2 separate regions of the Homo sapiens genome follow, and region 1 is linked to region 2. Evidence: chromatin loops called from intact Hi-C (ENCODE). Cell type or tissue: A673. All regions are shown on one strand. Each heading gives the region's core, and the rest is flanking DNA. Links, peaks and the distances in the headings are about the cores only.

Region 1 (4,631 bases), core at 1,235-3,734, 280 kb after region 2:
GCATCTGCTAGGTGCCAGGCACTGGGAATGCAACAGCTGGAAAACAGATAAAAATCTCTGCCCTCAAGAAGCTGACATTCTAGTGGGAGGAAACGAACCGATAAGATAAGTAAATTATTTAGTTTGTCAAATGGGACAGGTGCTACGGGGTGGGGGGAATTAGCCAGGGAAGAGGCCCAGGAGTGCTGATGAGAGGGATAGATTGCAATTTTGAAAACGGATCAAGGAAGGTCTCACCGAGGAGGTGAGATGGGAAGCCAGGGGTGGTTGCATCCCTGCTTTTGCTGCTTGACTCTTCCTCTTACTCCTAGAGGGCACAATCTGTCAGCAAATCCTGCCTGCTGGGCCTTCTCATCACAACCAGGGCCAAACCACTTCTCAGCGCCTCCGCTGCTTCCGCCCTCGTCTGAGCCTCCACCGCTCTCACCTGGGCGCCCTATTTCCACCTTGTGCCTTCTGTCGATTCCTCACTCACCAGCCCGAGGAATCCTTGCACAGAAGTCAGATCACATTCCTTCCCTGTTGTCAAGGGAAGAAGACAAATGGGCATGAGAAGGAGAGGATCAGGGGCTTGGAAGCCAAGATTTTGCCAATTTGACTTATGCAACTTGGGCAAAAAAAAAAATTGAGCCTCAGTCTTTTCATCTGTGAAATAGGGATAACAAACTCTGATACGAGGGGTCAGTAGTGACAAGGATGTGAAAGCAGCCACGATGGCATGGCAGGGCCTATCTGGAGTTTGGCCTTTGCAGGGGGGTAGATGACACCCTTGTGTGTTCTAGGTCCTTTGAGATACATTATCTCACTGAAGCCTCAGCAACTCCGCGGTGTTCCCAGAGGTGAGGAAACACACTGAGAGACAGAACACGACTTGACCAGGGCCACCCTGTGGGGCACGCTGGCACCTGCACAGCCCAGCTTCACCTGGTTCCAGCCCTGCCCGCGCTCTGCTCCCCACTTCCCGTAACCCTGGGCTGGCGTCAGCAGGCAGGCCTGCCAGGAGGCTGGAGCTGCCAACGACCTATTTTTCTGGGCAAGAAGAGCCATTTGGAGTTAGAGGTCTCAGCTGTGAAGCCAGAACAATAAAAATAAAAACAGCACGGACTCCTGGGCAGCCTGGACCAGGGAACCAACTGCCCCAAGAGTTGCTGCTCACCAGGCTGGAAGGCAAGTGGGGTTGGGGGGATGGGAGATGGGAGTGACCTTACCGAGCCCCTGCTATGTCCTCCGGCCCTTACAGAGTAAGGGTAATCTCCAAGGTTCACAACAGGCCCTTTGTCTGGGTGGCCAGACCAGTCAGGATTTGAACTCAGTTTTCCAAACAGTAACAATTCCCATCTGTTCAGCAGCTACTATGCTTTACAGACTTGTGACATTCATACCACACCTGGGGGGGTGAGCTAATCATTCCCTCATTCTACAGATGAGGCAGCTGAGACTTCAGGAGGCCTCTGCTCACACGCCACCTCCTTGAGAGGCCTTGCCAGACCACCCTGTTAAAGTAGTCACCCTCACGCCTGCCCAATATGCCCTACCCTCTTCCCTATTTTATCTTCATAGCATGCATCACGACCTGCTAATATTGTGTGTCTCCACTGCATTTTGTCTGTCTCCCTAACTAGCTCCAGGTCAGTTTATCCTAGTGGCTTGCACTCCAGCGGTCTCTCAGACTAGCCCCGTGGGGCAAGTTATTTTGATGATCTGTGCTTCCTTCGGGGTAATGATAGGACCTTACCTGAAAGGTTTCTTGTGAGGGTTAAATGAGTTAATATCGGTTAAGTGTTGGCCGCTGCCATTGTTTTGTCCCAGAGCTGTAGCTCCAGGGTCTTTAACAGTAAACAATAGGTTGTCAATAAATATGTATTAAATTTAAAAACTGGGCTGGGCATGGTGGCTTACACCTGTAATCCCAGCACTTTGGGAGGCAGAGGTGGGAGGATTGCTTGAGCCCAGGAGTTCCAGGCTGCAGTGACCTATGATTGCTCCACTGCACTCCAGCCTGGGCAACAGAGTGAGAACCTATCTCTAAAATAATAGTAAGTAAAAATAATAAATAAATGAAGCTCTCTGCCCACGATCCAATCTCAGGGTAAGGAATTGGCACAGCCTGGATTTGAAGGTGGGTCTCTATGAACCTGTGCTTCAATCCATCCCACTTCATAATCGCCTCTCCACAGGCCTCCATCCAACCACAGCTGCACAGGCATCAGAGCTTTGGTTCTACAACGTGAGCTGATACCAATAGCCCCTGGAGGGATTGTTAAAACACTGATTCCAGGGCCCTAGCCATGGAGTGTCTGATTCAGTAGGCCTTAGGTAAGGTCTGAAAATCTGCATTTCTAACAAGGTCCCAGGTGATACTGACGCTACTGATTCAGGGATCACACTTTGAGAACCGCTGAATAGACTGCCATTCAAGCCAAGGTGAGACTCCTTTGTAAGCCTGGCCCCAGTTTCCGTGTTGGTTAGTCTGTCCATCCCTGTGGTTTCTGTCCTCCCCTTAGGGCGAAGGCAGAGGGCAGGACAGCGCTTGCTGTAGAGACTGTAGCCAGTGCTCTGATGCCTAGGGGCTGTGACAGATCACTGAACCCAGGGGAGCTTTGCTGTAATTAGTGCTTTCCTGGGGAAGTCAGTGATTGAGCAACTCGGCAGGCAGGCAGGCAGCTCATAGGAGCCCATAAGGGGTGGGACCACACTGTCGGGCCCTAAACACTGTTCTCAGGCTCTGGGGATCTAGCTCCACCCAGAGCTGAGCCCTCCCCAACACCTCTGGGTGGGTGTACTGGTGGTGTTGCAGGGGCAGAGAGCTGATTGCCTCAGCCATCACGGAGAGACCTGGGTTTGAGTGCTGACTGCCTAATAGTACTAATCACAGGTAAACATAGGAGTGTGTGTTAAGCCCCAGGCCTGAAGGGTTTCAGCACATTATCTCATGATGCCTCCCTGTGATTATCTTACGTGGACACAATTCTTATCCCCATTTCACAGATGAGAAAACTGAGGCACAGAGAACTTAAGGAGCTTGTCCAAGAGCCCACACCTTGAGAGCTCCAGAGCCAGGCTTTGAATCCAGGAGCTCTCATTCCCTATCCCCTGCTCCCGACCTCTGCACATTCTGACTTCTACTTGCTTAGGATGAGCTTGGGATGCCCCACAGTGCCCTCTCTGGGTTTCCATCACTACTGAGGTGTTGGCTTGATGATTTCCAGGTCCTGATGGTTTCCACGTCCTTCTCAGGTGCCCAGCACCAGACCTGCTAAAAGGTCTTAGACACACAAGGATCTGGTGGATGAAATAAGGAATGAACAGATGACCCTAACTCCAGTTCTGATGGGACAGTGTAGCTCAGTGGCTAAGAGATATGCATGCAATTCCAGGCGCTGCCCCTCACTATGTGTGTGATCTCGAGTGGGTCTCAGCCTCAGTTTTCTCATCTGAAAATAGGTGAGGGCAGGATTAATGCATAAAGAGGAGAGCGAGAGACAGAGACGAGAGAGAGAGACAGAGAAAATATGCACCAACGCATGGCAGCTGAGAATGATGTTTGTTGCCTGCTCCATCTCAGTCTGTTCGTGCAGTTCCTCAGGCAAAATACCTTGGTGCCCTCCTTGACTTATCTCTTTCTCTTCCTTCCCTGCCAGCCAATCCTCTTGGCTCTACCTTCAAAATAAACCCAGAATCCAACCACTCCTTCCCACCTGCATCACACTCCGGTCCCAGTACCTTCATTTCTCACCTGGATTAGTGCAGTCACTTCCTCACTGGCTCCGTACTTCCTGGACTCCCCACCTTGTTGCTTCTTCAATAAAAGCCTCCCAATGGCCTTCCACTCCTTCTCTTGGAGTAAAACCTGAAGTTCTCAGTGCAGCTCAAAAGGCCCCCTGTGATCCCCTGCTTCACTGACCCGGTCTCCCCACACTCTCCCCCTTGCTCACTCCACTCCAGTTAATTCACCATCTCAGTATTCCTTGAACATGCCCAGCAGGTGCCTACCTCAGGGCCTTTGCACGGGCTGTTCCCTGTGCCAAGAACCCTCTTCCCCAGCTAGCTGCCTAGTTTGCCCCTGACTCTTCCTTAGGGTCTATGCTCAAATATCACCTCTGCAGAGAAGCATGTCCTGACCACTCAGCTAAAACTGTCCCATCACTTCCTATTCCCTACTCCACTTTATTTTTTGATAGCATTTCCATTTCTTGACAGCATATCAATGTTATACATTTGATTGGTTGCGTGGCTCTCCTACTGATCTTTGAGCTCCATGTGAGCTCTTTGCCTTTGTTCCCTAGCACCTGGAGCTGAGCCCACACAGAGTAGGGCCTCAGGCAGAAACTACTGATAGAGTGAAAGAAGGAGCAGGAAGCAGGAAACAGGAAGCAGGATGCAGCTCTGTCCATGAGGGCACTGGCAGCTGGATCCAGGGGCTCAGGCTCCGCCACCCGAGGGCCTGGCTTGGCTTGGGTTTCCTGAAGGAACAGGTGTCCTCGTTGGACTCCCCCGGCTGCTTTCCTGGGCAGGGAAGCCAAGACTCTAGTTGGCCTCATTCCTGTACCCGAGAAAGGAAGTGTCCATCCCTGGGCAGGAACTGGTTTGGCTCTCAGGGAAAGCCTAAACAACACATACCACTGTCTTTG
Region 2 (4,631 bases), core at 666-3,165:
GCCAGCACCTGTGTCTTTCAGAGGACAGTTCGTAGCCTGCTCGACCCAGCTTTGCCTGTACGTATGGAGAGCTGGAAGTGCCTGGAAAGGTATGTCCTCCAGAGGGGAATTTACTCCCTCTAATTACCAATGAGCACAGGAGTATGAATACCCCAGCTCCCTTGCCCCCCAAATGGGCCAACTCTGAGGTATGACTTATGCCACCTCCTTTGCAGGACAGACCTGGTGGGGCATGGTCTTGCTGGCCCTGCCTGCTTCCCCTTCCTCTAGCTGTTCCTGGAAATACTTCACACACAGTAAGTCATTTTCACAGGAATCCTTGGTTCAGGGTCAACTTCTGGAGATCCCAACCTAAGACACCTCCATGGTCTCCTTCATGCTTCCCTGTCATTGGACCCATTGTACAGATGAGAATACAGTGGCCAGTTAGAATTGACACAGCTACCAAGTGGCTGTGGTGGGGACTAGTACCTAGGACTTCTAGCTCCTCATCCATGTTCCTTCAAAGGAAGGACCGTAACTCCAGCCAGAGCTGAAAATGAAATCTGTCTCTTTTTTCTTCTCACCTCCTGAATGCAGTAAATTCATGAACACCTGCCCGTGTGTGCATCTCTCCATATGGTGTGTCCCTGGGCCTCTGCCTCTTCTCGTCTCCAAAGTGAGTATGCTGTCTGATACTAAAATCGGTTCAGTATTTCATGTGGGTCACATCCTACATGTTGAGTTTGACTATAATTGCGCCAGGCAGACCATAATACATTTATTTAACACTAACATACTTTAAATTCGGACCTCTTGCATGTTATTTGCATCTATTTGATTGGGGAGGGGAATGAACAGATACACCTCCTGCGTTGGTCAAGTTGGCCTCTCATGACCTAGGATGGGAGCTGAGGACCAACAGGCTTGCCCCTGTCCCAGGGTCTGTACTTAAATCAGTGGCTTAGTTGACTCCCACCCTGCTCTGTCTACATACAGGGCAGAAGCTAAGGCGCCTATGTGAGCCTTATGTTGCCCCAGGGCTCACCTTGCCTAGGACTGGGGTGATGCCTCCTCTGTGTCCAAATGTCCACTCCCACACATGTCACTCGAGGCCATGAGCTCCATGAAGTCCAACAGCACCTCTGGTCACTGCTGCATTCCCAGGGCCCGGCATGCAAAAGATGTTTAAAGCACATTTTGGTCAGATGAATGAATGAATGAACGAATGAGTGAATGCATGAATGCACACCGGCTGGTTCATCTTTCCAAAGCACAGTTCGGATCCTGTCCCTCTCTTGCTCAGAAACTCTTAGTGGCTCCCAACGACTGCAGGATAAAACCCAAGGCTTCATTCTGGCATTCAAGGCCCTTTATACCGTGTTCCAAACCTATGAATGTACAAAAAATTATTGCACATGATTCGTGTCAGACCTGTGACAATGATCCTGAAACTGAGCCTTGGAGAGGGAAAGAGGTGAATGCTCTTACCTGCGTCAGTTTCCTCCCCTCCCCTCCCCTCCCCTCCCTCCCTTCCTTCCTTCCTTCCTCCGCACCTGGTAAGAACATACAGCCCAGGCCCTAGGCCAAATATCAGAAATGATCTGAAGACCCTGCCTGGGCAGGGACAGCTGTCTGCAAGGAAGGGGAGTTAGGATTAGCCTGAGGTTAGCATTGGAGTGGTTTCCCAGAAAGACTCTGGCTGTACTTTCCCAATCTTTCCAGGAGGGGGCGGCAGCATCCCTGGTTACAGGCGCTCACGCATCTCGGAGCTCCCGCGCAGGACGTGTCCAGGGGTGGAGAAGTGTGTGTCTGTGTTTGCAAGTGTGGCAGAGGGTCTCAGCATATGATTGAGTGGACACGAGTGAGAGCGCTCCAAGGGAGGTGTGTGTGTGTTCATTAGACTCTCACTCGGCTTATTGTGTGTCTACTCTGTGCCAAGCCCTGACTCTGATACTTGGGACCAGCTCAAGAGACCAGAGCTCAGTAGAGGGGAGCAAAGAAAAAAGCAAGTAAATAAATAAATAAATAAATAAATAAATAAATAAATAAATAAATAAAGTGATGTCACCAGATAATAAAGATCTAAGGTGGGGGTCGGGACTGATTTGAACCACGTGGTCAGAGCACCTCTCCAAGGAGGCAACCTCCATACTGAGACCAGAAGGACAAGAGGAAACCAGCCAAGCACAGATAAATGTGGGAGATGGTTCCAGGCAGAGGGAGCAGGGAGGGCAAGGTGAGATGCAGTGCTGTCTTGTAGGAGTTTGAGTTTGAAGAGTTCGAATTTAATTCTCTTTTCTTTCTTTTTAATTTCTTTCTTTCCTTTCTCCTTTCTCCTTTCTTTCTTTTTCTTTTTCTTTCTTTCTTTCTTTCTTTTTCTCTTTCTTTCTTTCTTCCTTCCTTTCTTTCTTTTCTCTTTCTCTCTCTCTCTCCTTCCTTCCTTCCTTCTTTCTCTTCTCTCTCTCTCTCTCTTTCAGACTCTCACTCTGTCACCCAGGCTGGAGTGCAGTGGTGCAATCTCGGCTTGCTGCAACCTCCATCTCCCAGGTTCAAGCGATTCTCCTGCCTCTGCCTCCCGAGTAGCTGGGATTACAGGAGCACACCATCACGCCCGGCTAATTTTTTGTATTTTTAGTAGAGACGGGGTTTCATCATGTTGGCCACGCTGGTCTCAAACTCCTGATCTCCAGTGATCCACCTGCCTCGGCCTCCCAACGTGCTGGGATTACAGGTGTGAGCCACCGTGCCCAGGCTGTTTTTGTTTCTTGTCTTCGAATTTAATTCTAAGGACAAGAAGTCCTCAGATGTTTGAACAGCCAAGTGATGCGATGTGATGTTTGATTTACACTTTCAAAAGATCTCTGGCTGCTGAGTGGGAATGTGTTAGAATTGGGCCAGTGACAGTGAGGAGGCTACTGCACCAGTCCAGGCCAGAGTTGCGGTGTGACCATGGGGGCTGAGGAAGTGTGTGGACGCAGCACATTTGGGAGGTGGCACTGTTGACAGTGGGGGCGAGAGGCGGAAGCAGGGCAGCTCCTGGTTCTTGGCCTGAACCAAGACTTCTAAGAGGAACAGCTGTATCAGGGGCAGTCTGGCATTTGAAAGGCTCATTTCTGCCTGAAACCTCTACGGTTTGGCTCCCTGACCTGACCAGTTCAGGACTTCCAGGGCCAGTCCCTTCTCCATCCTCCTCTTTTTTGGAGGGAGGTTCTGGAAACAGCTGGTTCCATCCTAACCTCCAGGCTTACCAGGGCCCTGCAGGGCTCAGGAACAGAACATTCTGCTTGGATCCTATACGGGGACTTTTCAGTTCCAGACAGCTCTTTGCCTGCCCTTCCTCCCTCCCTCCCTCCCTTCCTTCCTTCTTTCCTGCCTGCCTGTCTGCCTGATTGCCTGCCTGCCTGCTTGCCTTGCAATCATAGCTCACTGTGGCTATTTTGCTGTTGCTGTTGTTAGAGACAGGGTCTCATTATGTTGCCTGGGCTGGTCTCGAACTCCCGGGCTCAAGCGATCCTCCTGTCTTAGCCTCCCAAAGTACAGGTGTGAAACACTGCCCCTGGCTTAATGCTTTATTCTTGACTCATTCAATCCTTGATGGGAGGGAGAATGCTGGCTCTGGAGACAGGTAGCATGTTGTGAGGAAGGAATCCAGACCCTATGGAGAGGCACTCAGCTAAGGTTGCAGGGGACAGCGAGACCACTCATCCAACACATGGTGAATGAGCCTTCAGAAAACTCCATGCCCAGCTAATGCCAAGAGGAGCAGAGATGAGCTCTCTGCCAAGCCCTACCCAAACTGTACATTTATGCACACAGTATGTGTTCCTGTGTTAGTCATTATGTTATGGGTTTGTTATGCAGCAATAGATAACTGGAATAAATAACCTTGAATCTCAGCCCTGCCCTTTCCAGCTGTGTGAGCTTGAGTAAGTCACTTAACATCTCTGAGTCTCAGTGGCCTCAACTGTGGAATAATACAAATAATAACAGAAGGAGAATCATGCTGCTATAAAGACACATGAACACGTATGTTTACTGCGGCACTATTCACAATAGCAAAGACTTGGAACCAACCCAAGTGTCCATCAATGATAGACTGGATTAAGAAAATGTGGCACATATACACCATGGAATACTATGCAGCCATAAAAAAGGATGAGTTCATGTCTTTTGTAGGGACATGGATGAAGCTGGAAACCATCATTCTCAGCAAACTATCGCAAGGACAAAAAACCAAACACCGCATGTTCTCACTCAGGTGGGAATTGAACGATGAGAACACTTGGTCACAGGAAGGGGAACATCACACACCGGGGCCTGTTGTGGGGTGGGTGGAGCAGGGAGGGATAGCGTTAGGAGATATATACCTAATGTAAATGACAAGTTAATGGGTGCAGCACACCAACATGGCGCATGTATACATATGTAACAAACCTGCACGTTGTGCACATGTACCCTAGAACTTAAAGTATAATTAAAAAAAAAAAAACAGAAGGAGGATAGATATCTCATGAAAAATTCTCATAACACCCAGAAAGGGGAACTCGTTTGTGAAGCATCCCCCACAGACAGCAAGCAGAGATGTGCAGGCTTGAGCCTGAGGTTTGTGCAATACACAGTGCAGGGGTTTTGGTTCAGTGCTCTGAAGC

The links. Peaks named below come from ENCODE experiments on the same cell type or tissue, not always from the same donor. Only the 100,000 strongest peaks of a DNase experiment are listed, where the experiment ranks them.
Region 1: a loop joins it to region 2, with 5 times the contacts of the local background. A loop is called at or near these places in 4 of 110 quality-filtered maps.

The regions. Positions count from the first base shown.
Region 1 is chr20:1,887,320-1,891,950 of GRCh38, reverse strand. It overlaps LOC102724545 (a long non-coding RNA gene), which reads left to right. Exons shown (of 4, transcript NR_186374.1): 2 at 783-1,167; 3 at 2,348-2,424; 4 at 3,642-3,829. Among named protein-coding and RNA genes, the nearest start is that of SIRPA, 5.8 kb to the left of the region's middle. RefSeq lists an enhancer at 965-1,489. In A673, for the core only: no CTCF peak of the experiment used is centred there; a DNase peak (open chromatin) is centred at 2,660; H3K27ac peaks cover 2,353 bases.
Region 2 is chr20:2,169,807-2,174,437 of GRCh38, reverse strand. It overlaps LOC124904859 (a long non-coding RNA gene), which reads right to left and starts at 1,263. Exons shown (of 2, transcript XR_007067500.1): 1 at 1,028-1,263. In A673, for the core only: a CTCF peak has its summit at 1,708 (motif pointing right); a DNase peak (open chromatin) is centred at 1,737.